2 separate regions of the Homo sapiens genome follow, and region 1 is linked to region 2. A link is a contact called in ENCODE Hi-C or POLR2A ChIA-PET data. All regions are on one chromosome and are shown on one strand. The core of a region is the stretch at or near the end of the contact, and the rest is flanking DNA. Distances in the headings are between cores, read along the strand shown.

Region 1 (3,355 bases), core at 643-3,142, 100 kb after region 2:
TCTCCTGGGCTCAAGAGATCCTTGCATCTCAGCCTCCTGAGTAGCTGGGACTACAGGTGCACACCCAAGTCCAGCTAATTTTAAAATTTTTATTTTTGCAGAGACGGTCTCACTATTTTGCCCAGGTTTTCTCAGACTCTTGGCTTCAAGCAGTCCTCCTATCTTGGCCTCCCAAAGTGTTAGGATTACAGGCATGAACCACCATGCCTGGCCTGCTTCCTAATTCAGTATTTATTTAATTATTGTGCCTTGGAAGTGTATCTCTGGAGACATATATGTGCATGTACACATACCTCTTGCCTGTCAGGAAAATCATTTGCACTAAAATCCCAGACCTAAATCTGTGTAATCATTTCTCAATCTCTGTACATCCTCTGCCAAATCTTGCCACACAAAATCTGTGCATGGAGTCAGAGCAGGATATTTAGAAAGTGAACCTGAGCAAGGCTGAAGTTAGAGTATGCTGGGAGAATTCTTTGTTTACATTCTGCCTATGTGGAGGCTGGGAAGGGATATTTTTTCATCACATTTGAGTTCGGAATCCAGAAACATAACATTTCCATAATACCCAGACATTTTGGCCAAGATGTTCAAAGTATAAAGTGTATCAGGGTTGATTATGAATTTAATAAGAACTTAATTGGACTACTAGAATGTAATCACATTTATTAACTCTAGATCCATTTCTAAGCTTCTCTCCTCAGTGACCAAGTGTATTTGAATTTGTAGAAAAATAATTCAGGAGAATGATTTCTTAATATGATAACTCTCTCTTTTAGAGGAAAGAAGTTTGAGAAGAGGCATATTGAAATATTCACTGACCTCAGCAGCCGATTCAGCAAAAGTCAGCTGGATATTATAATTCATAGCTTGAAGAAATGTGACATCTCCCTGCAATTCTTGTAAGATCCTAAGAATAATGCATGTAGACAAATCCTATGATTTCCTAATATAGTGAATGGGCCCTCTGTATAGAGTACTTGGTTTATGGGAATTTTCGCTTTCTGCTCCAAGGCTGAATCTGTCAGATGACTGACTACTCAGCAAACATTTGCTGGTTACTCTCTGTGTTCTAGGAACTGTTCTGAGTGGTCGTGACAAAAAGATGAAAGTCAGTGATCCAGAAGAATTGAGCTTAGTGGCAGATCATTGTTTAGTGTTCTTAGACTCAAAGAATTGAGGATTAGAAGAACCCTTTGAGGATATTCAATTTGTCTCCTTCCTGCATAGAAGGCTTTACCCAAACAATTAGCAGATTGATGGATTTTTTTTTTTCTTAAACAGCTCTAGAGAACTGTGTCCTATACAGAGTGCATGTTTTAGGGTAGACAGGAATGCCAACTTGGGAATCATTCTAAATACATAACATGTTTATGTTTAACTCTTTTCAGATCCAAAAGTTGTGGACACATATATAAAATTTAATTTGCTTCTGTTAATTCAGAGATGGAGTATAAAACTTCAGGGGAAAAATATGTATTTCACAATTTATTAGGGAGAGAATTCCTCCTCAAAAAGTAACTTGAATATTCCCTCCGGGATTTACTTTCTCTGTGTTATATCCCTAACAAAAATTTCTTTTCACTACACTAACCCTTCTTGCTGCATTTGAAACATATTTTTTCTTGTCCTATTTTTGGTGAAAGTTGAGTGATGGTATAGAATGTTGAATTATTAATCTTCTGGGAATACTCGTTTTTCAAATTGAGAGCTATGCCAAGAAGCCTCTAGGTTAGAGTGGTAAGCCTTTGGCTTCATAAAATGCCTGCCTGGGGGTATTAAGAACTTGTTTTGCATGTGTGAGTAGTCTTCTCTTAAGACTACAGAGCGACATCTCCTTTCTGTACGACTGTGGAAAAAGAGTTCAGAATAACCCATCAAACCAATACTTGTTAAGATGGTACTTCAGAGAAATTAAGTGCTTTTAAGTGACACTTCTTACTGAGTTGAGGTTTTTCTCAGTACTTCAGAAGCCCAGCACAGCTTCTGGTCCTTTTTCATAATCTCAGGATGCCTTTACATGTTAGAAGCAGACTGCATTTCAGTGAATGTCATTCGAAAGAGCTACTCTTTTTTTCCATGAGCAATACAGAAAAGTGCAGAAGAGGAAGCATAGCCTTTGCTTCTATTTGCTTTTTATTTGGTTGTATTTTTTTCTTGGTAATATGCTTTCTTCCTGTGCTACAAACCTCCAGCATACAAAGTAGAGTTCATAGTTTTACTGTTTGGTGTATTCCATGTACAGCTGATTGTTGTAATTGGACTAAAAAAATACCAGCAGCTCAGAGAAGCCCTGTGTTCTGTTTTTAATTTATTTTTAATTTTTTTTTTTAGAAACGTCTTCTGTAGTGGCATAGTTATAGCTCACTGCAGCCTAAAACTCTTGGGTTCAAGTGAACCTCCTACCGGAGCCTTCTGTATAGCTGAGACTATAGATGCATGTTACCACACCCAGCAGTTTTTAGTTTTTCTTGGTTGTTGTTTGTTTTTGAGATGGAGTCTCGCACTGTTGCCCAGGCTGGAGTGCAGTGGTGCAATCTCGGCTCACTGCAACCTCCGCCTCCCAGGCTCAAGCAGTTCTCCTATCTCAGCCTCCCTAGTAGCTGGGATTTCAGGTGTGTGCCACCACGCCCGGCTAATATTTGTATTTTTAGTAGAGATGGGGTTTTACCATGTTGGCCAGGCTGGTCTTGAACTCCGGACCTCAAGTGATCCACCTGCCTCGCCCTCCCAAAGTGCTGGGATTACAGGCGTGAGCCACTGTGCCTGGCACAGTTTTTAGTTTCTTCTACTGACTACTGAGGAAGCTTATTTCTGATCTAACGCAGAATAGACAGAACAGTTATTATTTCTTTTTCCAGGATAACTTCCTTTCTCTTCACTTTTACGACATTTGTCCTTTTCTGGTTATTGCTTTGAAAACAGGAGTAACCTGATGCAAACCCTGTGTCTCACACTTTCCTCCCTGGAAACTTTTTACCTGATAAATGCAGGACATGCAAATTACATCATGCTGTATTTGCTAAGTATATGAAGAAAAATTGTAAACAGCCTTATTTTAAGTGTAGCAAATAAAATGAGAAATCACCTTAAAAACAAATTTATTTCTCACAGTTCTGGAGGCCGGGAAGTCCAAGATCACAGCACTAACAGATTTGGTGTCTGCTGAGAGATCTTTGCTCTCAAGATGGTGCCTTATTGCTGTGTCATCCCATGTCAAAAGGGCTAACACTGTTCTCACGTGGTGGAAGGACATAAAAGGCAAAAATGGCAAAAAGCCTCTCCCTTCAACCATTTTTTTTAAGGTCGCTAATTCCATTTATGAGTTCCCCACCCTCAGGACTTCATTACCTCC
Region 2 (3,386 bases), core at 545-3,044:
AAGAAAAGAAAAAAGTGAGTCCCAAGTTTTGGATTTATAAACTTGGAGGCTGAATCTCCACTGGCTGAGATAGAGGAGTGTGGGAGGAGCCGGTTTGGAGGGTGAGGAGGAGGAGCAAGAGCTTATGAAAGTGTCAATCCTCATGGGCGGTGTATTATTTTTAAAAGTGTCTTACTACACATAGGTTTGTCCTGTTCCAGCTACAGTGTGAGGCTGAAGGGACTTATCAAGTACATAATTCATTGAAAGGCTACGAAGGGATAAAGAAAAATAACAGAAGGTCCCTGCAGCCTCTGGCTTAGCTGGGGAGACAGGATATGGACCCATCATGAAACATTAACAGGATGTGACAGAGAACCAGCTGTCACCAGACAGCACAGGACTGTGTTGTCATGCCCACACCATGTCGCTTACCACTTGCACCTGGTGCCAAGATGGAGGCTGAGTGTGGTTTTACAAAGCACACTTCCTACTGGCTGGAAAATCCCCTGGTAAAAATGACTGTATTCTGAAATTGGATTTTGGATTTTGAGATAATCCACCTAGGTTCAAATAGAAAGTGGGTAAAGGAGGGTCCCAAAATGTGAACTCAGCTAGCAAGAAAATGAAAACTAGGGACTGACAGCTACTAGTAACTATTTGAGTTGGATTTGCTGAGAATGGAGAAATTGGAGCATTCAGCTCCTGGAAAATATAAGTGCTGTGCCCCATTACTAACTTTGATTTTTAAACATGTCACTTAATTTTTCTGAACCTCAGTTTTCTAATCTATGAAATAGAGGTGACAAGTCTTACCCTATTTAACACAGTTGTGAGACTCAAATGAGACAGTCTTAAAACCTTTATAAAGCCCTGAAGAAATATCAGAATTCAATATTATTAAACAAATTCAAATAATATAGGCCCGTTTGGGGAAATGTCAGCTCCAGCACTACTTGGCTTGCATATGACATTTGTACCTCTGCAATATACAGGCATCTTTTATGTGGTTTGTTTCAGACAGGATATTTATAGAAAGCCACAGAACTACATCTATTTAACAAACTTGATCAAGAGGTTAATGTCCTGCCTTGCTAAGGATCACATCAAATGTTTGCCAACTGTAACAGTTACTAACATTTTTAAAATTAATTTTAAGTTCTAAAACTTCTAAATGAAATAGTCTTCTAAAAAATTGGAATATTACAGCTCAGATTCCCTCTGTTGACTATCCACAACCTAATCCCCTTTCTACCTCCACCCTCCACATCCCCCCGGGTAACCATTATTATCAATATGGTACAAACCTTTTTCTGGACACATAAACACATATGTGTACTTGTGATGTAGCATCATTGTGTGTGCTGTTATTGTTAGTGAGTTTTGTTTTGTTTTGTTTATCTAAAAGGCGTGCAGCATCTATTTGCAAGCTTTTTCTATTTAATAATATGTCTTGGAGAGCAATCCTTGTTAGTATACTAATACTACCTCATTCTTATTAACTGATGTGAGTCTTCTGTTTACTAGGTTTTTAGGGATTTTTAGATCAGTTTTTCTTAGCATTCCTCTTCCCGGAATTTTAATGCCTTCACTATTTCCTTGATAAATTACAACTTTGATGGGAATAAAAACGTGACCAAACTCTCCAGTTTCACATTCAAATATGGTAGCTGAGATCACATTTTGACAATCCTATTTCAGATATCATTCACAGGGCAGCAGCAAGTTTCCCCTTTTTTAGAGTGGCGCTAGATGGTTCCTACTGCCTGAGTTGAAGCCAACACCGCCAACCACATGCAGCAGCATCTGACTTTTACCAAGAGCCCTCTGGGCACCTGATGTCCGGGAAGTAGGCAGTCCCCTGCCATCAGTGACTCACAGACCCATCAGCTGCTTGTTTCCAAGGCAGACCTGCTGGCTCCTATTTTCAGATTTCCCCATAGCAGGGGAAACTCTACAGTCTGGTTTGAAAACAACTAGTAGAATTTGGAGGCCCCTCTCTTTAAGAATTTTTTTACGACTTCTGGGAGTTAGAGGAAAAAGCACAGGCAGGGAGGAAAAATTAGAAATTCAAAACACTGAAGCTCCGCCCAGGCACGGTGGCTCATGCCTGTAATCCTAGCACTTTGAGAGGCCAAGGTGGGCGAATAACCTGAGGTCAGGAGTTTGAGACCAGCCTGGCCAACATGGTGAAACCCCATCTCTACTAAAAATACAAAAAAAAAAAAAAAAATTAGCCATGAGTGGTGGTGCATGCCTGTAATCCCAGCTACTCGGGAGGCTGAGGCAGGAGAATCACTTGAACCCAGGAGGCAGAGGTTGCAGTGAGCTGAGATCGCACCACTGCACTCCAGTCTGGGCGACAGAACGAGACTCCACCTCAAAAAAAAAATTAAGCTCCAATGCCACATCATGAACACATTCCACCAAAAAGTTGTGCTTAGACAACATAGCATGAGCTGGTATCATTCAGTTATTTGTTCTACAAAAATTTATTAAGTCAGGAACTGGGAATACAATGGTGAACTAGAATGTAGGGTCCATTCATGGAGGCAGGGATTTTGTTTTGTTCTTTGCAATATCCCCAACGCCTAGAACAGTGCAGACCTTGCCATACGACAACATCTAGAACAATGCACGCACATAGTGGGCACTTAACAAATGTGCTGAATAAACACAAGAAAACAGAAAAAGAGCTATTTAGTGTTGGCATGGAAGGTTATGTTTAATTCTGAGGAGTCTATTTATGAGCTGCCCACATCCAGCAGAGAAAAACGAACAAGTAGCGTCTTCCTTAAAGAAAAAATAGGGTTTCTGAAACAAACCAGTACTCTGAGCCAAGCATCATCACTCACCCCAAGTGATCCAAGATAGAGAAGCAACATGCCTCACCTCTCCAGAGAAGTCACATTAGGGAGTGGCATGACTAATGTTACCAAAGTAAAATCCGCCAAGGGTCCTTATAGAGTCTGTTGTTTCTACCTGTGTAGTATCCCTCACTCTGCCTTTTGGTAACAGTGTTTTGTTTTCCTTTGAAGAACATGCCCCCAATTCAATAGGCTGGCTATAACAATGAAGGTACCTTCCATCCCTCACCCCTAACCCTCAACAGGAAATGGACATGTGACCAAGAAATTGACATGTGACCAAGATGAGCCAATCAAACACTCTTTCTATAATTTGCTTCTTAACGGCAAAGACTCAAAGTTGGAAAACAGCTGGAGTTGAGGCATGAATTATTTTAAGGGTAGCATCTTGAAGAGCAGACCCAACCACAATTGCTCTAGGCTTTAGATGCTTAGAGCTTTCCTGCTCTTGCATTTCCGAAACAAGATCTATTATTCTAGCTCTTTAGTACTCCCATCATTCTATGGGTTACTCCATAACTTGTCAATCAATACTAATTT

Evidence for each region. A loop is a pair of places that touch in the nucleus more often than their neighbours do. ChIA-PET counts read pairs that join two places held with the same protein, here RNA polymerase II (POLR2A). Pooled maps may share reads with other maps.
Region 1: a loop to region 2 is called in a pooled map, with 2.8 times the contacts of the local background. The contact joins two enhancer-like sites. A Hi-C loop is called at or near these places in 1 of 168 maps with a recorded cell type or tissue (GM12878), 26 of 37 single-sample maps with no recorded cell type and 10 of 50 pooled maps. POLR2A ChIA-PET finds 5 or more read pairs at or near these places in 8 of 52 experiments (GM10248, GM12878, MCF 10A and 5 more).

Annotation. Positions count from the first base shown.
Region 1 is chr2:216,118,264-216,121,618 of GRCh38, forward strand. XRCC5 (X-ray repair cross complementing 5) reads left to right here. Exons shown (of 21, transcript NM_021141.4): 5 at 780-902. Among named protein-coding and RNA genes, the nearest start is that of XRCC5, 11 kb to the left of the region's middle. Within about 2 kb of position 1,893, at least 3 of the 41 ENCODE cell types and tissues checked have a DNase peak (open chromatin) inside an H3K27ac peak, as active enhancers do.
Region 2 is chr2:216,015,802-216,019,187 of GRCh38, forward strand. It overlaps a transcript of MREG not described here. Among named protein-coding and RNA genes, the nearest start is that of MREG, 3.9 kb to the left of the region's middle. RefSeq lists an enhancer at 197-276. Within about 2 kb of position 1,795, at least 3 of the 41 ENCODE cell types and tissues checked have a DNase peak (open chromatin) inside an H3K27ac peak, as active enhancers do.